Linked DNA regions of Mus musculus: region 1 is linked to region 2. Evidence: chromatin loops called from intact Hi-C (ENCODE). Cell type or tissue: heart. All regions are shown on one strand.

Evidence for each region. A loop is a pair of places that touch in the nucleus more often than their neighbours do. Peaks named below come from ENCODE experiments on the same cell type or tissue, not always from the same donor. Only the 100,000 strongest peaks of a DNase experiment are listed, where the experiment ranks them.
Region 1: a loop joins it to region 2, with 2.1 times the contacts of the local background. A loop is called at or near these places in 2 of 42 quality-filtered maps.

The regions. Positions count from the first base shown.
Region 1 is chr7:16,284,905-16,287,404 of GRCm38, reverse strand. Ccdc9 (coiled-coil domain containing 9) reads left to right here and starts at 625. Exons shown (of 14, transcript NM_001382411.1): 1 at 625-705. In heart, no CTCF peak of the experiment used is centred here; DNase peaks (open chromatin) are centred at 664 and 1,064; H3K4me3 peaks cover 2,239 bases; H3K27ac peaks cover 2,103 bases.
Region 2 is chr7:15,946,974-15,949,473 of GRCm38, reverse strand. It overlaps Ehd2 (EH-domain containing 2), which reads left to right. Exons shown (of 6, transcript NM_153068.3): 6 at 1-487. Gm24576 (a long non-coding RNA gene) reads right to left here. Exons shown (of 2, transcript XR_391165.4): 2 at 1,684-2,500. Among named protein-coding and RNA genes, the nearest start is that of Nop53, 2.1 kb to the right of the region's middle. In heart, a CTCF peak has its summit at 978 (motif pointing left); DNase peaks (open chromatin) are centred at 223, 693 and 1,413; H3K4me3 peaks cover 1,185 bases; H3K27ac peaks cover 1,282 bases.

The DNA of each region.
Region 1 (2,500 bases), 340 kb before region 2:
CTCCCAAGTGCTGGGATCAAAGGCTTGTGCCACCACGCCTGGATAATGTTGATTTAAAAAAAAAAAAAATATATATATATATATATATTTTAAAGACTTCATGTGAGTGCACTGTCACTGTCTTCAGACAGACCAGAAGAGGGAATTGGATTCCATTACAGATCGTTGTGAGTCACCATGTGGTTGCTGGGGATTGAACTCTGGAGGAGCAGACAGTGTTCTTAACTACTGAGCAATCTCTCCAGCCCCTATATAGTTGATTAAATTTTTTTTTCTATTTTTATGAATTGGTTACAGTTTCTATAATTAAGGTTTCATTTGCAAGAAGAGGTAATGAAACCAGTTTAGGTTTTCTGGGGTCCCTGTAAAATGTCTGATTTCTACTTAGTAAAATCGGAAATCAGTAAGCCAAAAAAGGAGCCCAGAGATTTAGGGCTACATGTCTGTGGGTTCAAGTCCCACCTCGTGCCCCCAGTCCAATCCCTGAAATCAGAAAGAAGAAACAGGCTTCTGCTACCTTCTGCAGAGCCTGAGCGGGTGCGGACCCTTTAAGGCACCCGGAAATGGGATGTCAAGACCGGAAGTGCCCTACTTATTTCCTCTCTTCACGTGGTGCGGGCCGGAAGTGACGAGTGAGGCCCGGGAGCTGTGGACGCGAAGGCGGACGAAGCCGGAGTCGCAGACACCGCGGGGTCTCCGGGACAGGTGACCGGGGGAGGGGGCCGGGAGCGCGCCCGGAGAGGGCGGGGCCTGGTCGCCCACGTGAGGGGAGCGTGAACGCGCGCGGACTGGGAGGCGAGCCGCCGGCGGGGGCGGGGTCAGGGTACTCTGCGGGGGGCGGGAACCCGACGCCCACATGTGTCGCTTGAGGGGTGCTGAGGTTGGGCGGTGAACACGTGGGCAGAGCCAGACGCGCGGGTGCTGGCAGGCCCGAAGCCCTGGCGGCTGCCAGAGTGGGGCGGGGCTTGCAACGCTGTGTCGGTCTGGGGGCGGGGCCAGAGTTTTGCCTGGAGGACTAGGGGCCCGGCTCGGGACGTTGGGCGGAGACGCTGGGGGCGGGATCAAAGAGTGTAGGATGGGGATAAGAGGCGGAGTCTGGGCGTTAGCACGGTGGAAACTGGGGGCGGGGCTAAAGTGTTGGGGCGTGTAAGGGGTGGAGTTTGGTCGGTAGGCGGGTGAACCTGGGGGAGTGGTCAAAAATGGTGGGCGGAGTAAGATGGGGGCGGGGCTAGAGTATTGCTTGGGGCCTTACAAGTTAGTCTTTGCTGTAGGGAGTGCCACAGGGCGTGGTCATGAGGGCCAGGGGTGGAGCTAAGGGGGGGTGGATGTGTTTGGGGCGGGGCCAAAGTTTGGAGGGGAGTGGGGAAAGGGGCAGGGTTTGGGCTTTGAGTGAAGAGGTGATGACTGAGTTGCGGTGTTGTGCTGGGTTTGGTCAAGATGCTGGGGGTGTAGCCGGAATGTTGTCCTCAGTGTTTTAGGTATTGATTGCTGCACTAGGGCGTGGTTACATTATTTATTGCATGGGACTAGTGTTTGGGGCGGAGACTTCCTGGGCTAGGCAGGAAAGTTTTTTGGTTCTGGTGCTGGGTCCTGATTCTTGCCCAGAAGCTAGGGGAGGGTCCAGGGGCTGGCTGAGACTGGGTGGAGGTGGAGCTACGATGTCAGGGATTTTGCGGGTGGGGCTAGGGTGCTGGTGGAGAATGGCGAATGGCGGGGATAGAGTTAGGAAGTTTTTACTGAGCTGGGGAGCGGGGCCAAACACAGGCAGGGAAGTAGGGAACTCAGAGGCGGGGTCAGAATGTTTCCCAGTCTGTTGGGGGGCGGGCCAGTTAAATTGGAGGTGGCGCCAGAGTGTGAATTTTTGGTGGGCGGGGCCAGAAGTCTGGAGGGAAAGGAGGGGCTTGAAGTTTCACCCTAGGTAGGGGTGGGACCACAGACGTTTTTGCAGGTCAGGGATGCGGTTGCTGCTGGCAGTTTTCTCTTGTAAGCCTCTGTAGAAGTTCTGTCATCTGCCTTGAGTATCACTATGAAGGTCAAGTCTGGTCCAGGAAGGCCCCTGCGGTGGATCCTGGGCCTGCTTGCTGAATCTTTTCCGCCTTGGTAGGATGAGTGCCTTTTTAGGATGCTGGGGGCTGGGGAGTCATGGACTAAAGTCCGTGTTGGGCAGACAGAGTTGGAACCGTTTTTCATTATGATTTTTGTTTGTTTGTTTTGTTTTTCGAGCCTTGGCTGTCCTGGAACTCACTCTGTAGACCAGGCTGGCCTCAAACTCAGAAATCCGCCTGCCTCTTGTCTCCCAAGTGCTGGGATTAAAGGCGTGCGCCACCACTGTCCGGCTTTCATTATGATTTATTTATTTTGTGCATGTGTGCGGGATCACATGGAGGTCGGAGGACAACTGGTGGGAATCATTTCTCTCCTCCTTTGTGGGTCCTGGGGATTGAACTCAGGTCTCCAGGCTTGCAGCAAGCACCTTTACTCCAGGAGATCCCTCTGGCCC
Region 2 (2,500 bases):
AACCTCTCTTTCGCTTTCCTACCCACAAATCCTAAATTCTGACCACATCCACTTCACAAAGATTGTGCAGCAGATAGAAAAACCGCAACTTCCTGGCTCCTTCGGGGATGGTTTCCATTCCCCAGAGCCCATGGTTTCCCCAGCGTGTGGGGTTGGGAACCAAAGTATCTGGCCCCTCTGCCCACCTTCAGGTCCTATTTAAGTAAAGTCCCTATCAAAGACCGAGACCATGGGGTGGGAATAGGAGATGCTTTACCAAAGCCCAGGTTTTCATGGATATCCTGGGGCATTGGGAATTCTCGGTGCTATAGCCTCTCCTCCTCTCTACAGGGGCCTCACACACTTTATGTCTTAGCATCCTTAGTACCTGACCCTGGTGGGAGAAAAAAATAAGATGGGGCGGGGGGGGGGGCGTTGAGGACAGCTAGAAGGGGCTGAAAACCCAAGAGTGTCTCCTACGGGGCCAATAAAGCCAAAGCTGCTGCTTGTGTCGCTGTCAGGCTATCTTGGGGCGGGGACCCCTAAGGAAGAGGTGCCTGGGGAACCATTCTGGCTCACAGGGGCGGTGCAGTTTGTGACTCAACTCTGCGCTGACTCAGTCTCGGGCTGGGGGCCAGTCCTGCATATTTTCCGAAGAAAAGTTACTCAGGGCCCTCCCCACCCTTGGGACACCCCTCCCTCCCGCTTTCCGCCTTGGGGCCTGGGAACCCAGTTCTGGGCGTGGACGAGGACCAGTGCCAGTTTGTGTACAGTTTGCCCTTAGTCTCCAAAGCACCTTCCAACGCGCACTGACACGAATCGAATGCACCAGAGCAGATCCTGTAGCCCGAGACCACTGGGTCCTGGAGGAGGAGGGATTAGTGTGAGAGTGCACAGGACACTGATCCAGCCCACACCCGGTGCGCCCGAGACACTTTGGCCTGGAGAATCTCCCGCCCACGCACGCCCTGCTCCGCAGCCCTGGGCGCCCTCTGGTGGAAAGGTAGTGACTCAGGCCAGGCCATCACCTCAATATCCTGCCCAGGGATGAGCTGAGTTCTACTTTGACCCCGGGGAGACATGTTCCCTCCCCGTGCCTCCCCACCCCCTCCCCCTTTAGGAGTCCATTTTAATTCCAGCATGCCAATCTGAGCCTGGGGCGGGGGTGGGGAGCAGTGTGTGCTCAAGTCATTAATCCCAGAACAGAGGCAGAGGCAGGTGGTGGATCTGTGAACTGGAGGGCAGCCTGGTCTACAGAGTGAGTTCCAGGACAGCTAGGGCTACACCGAGAAACCCTGTATCGAAAGATAAAGGTGTGGTGTGGCTAGGGCTGTAGTTAACAGTACTTGCCCTGCTTACACGGGGCTCAGTTTCCCACCTTTTGCATGACCTGAAAACAAAACCCTTTGTAGATCTCTTTGGATGACTACCACTTTCCAGGGGCCTGGGGATGGGGGATGGGTGTGGAGGCAGTGATAGTTGGCTGGCACTTGGATGCTAGGCACCAATATTCTAGATTTGGACCTTTAAAACTGAGTTCATGCATGCACAGGTCTGTGGATCACAGATGTGATGGGGTCTGGAGATTGAAACAGGGTCCTCTGGAAGAGCAGCCAGTGCTTTTAACATCTCTTCAGGCCACATACTCAGCTTTTAATGATAAGTTTAACCGCTGAATAATCTCTCCAGGCCAATTACTCAGCCTTTTTTTTGTTAAGTTTTGGGAACTTAAATTCAGGTCTTTATTGTTTGCCCAGAAAGCTCTCTTACCCACTGAGCCATTCCCCAACCCTTGTTTTTCATTTTGAGACAGTCTCTCTACCCTAAACTCATTCTGCTGTCCAGGGTGGCCTATGAACTTGCCATCCTCCTGCCTCAGTGCCTCTTGAGTAGGTAGGTAAGGTTAAAAATGAACAGCACTACCCAGCTATTTTTTTTTCTTTTAGAGTGTGTGTGTGTGTGTGTGTGTGTGTGTTTTATACAGGCAATTCCATTGGCCTGCTTTCAGGGACCCAGCCAGTGCTTACATCATGACCTACGGCAGCCAGATGTACCAGTAGATGTAAGGACCCACCTGCCACCCCAGCTCTCTCTCTCTGATCTCCACCACCAATGTTCCCTCTCCTTCTCTGTCCCCTCTCTCTGCCCTCATGATTCTGCCCCCCATCTGTCTGCCTGTCTATCTGTCCACTTGTCTGCCTCTGTCCCTTCACCAAGTCCCACAGTACTCTTGCGTTCCCCCCAATAAACCTTTACACTAGGTCTGTTTTATGGTGTAACTTCTCAGGGGTACACCTTGGCCAGGCCCTCCAAAAATACTCCCTTGCCACATTATATTTCATAACGGCGTGTAAGCATATATGCCACCACAGCATACCTTGTGAAGGTCAAGAACAAACAGCTTGCAGGTATTGGCTTTTTCCAACATATGGGTTATGAGGATTAATCTGAGGCTTGGCAGCAACAGCCTTTCTCTACTGAGGTATCTTGGCAGCCCCACACCCAGCATCTTCTTTAATAA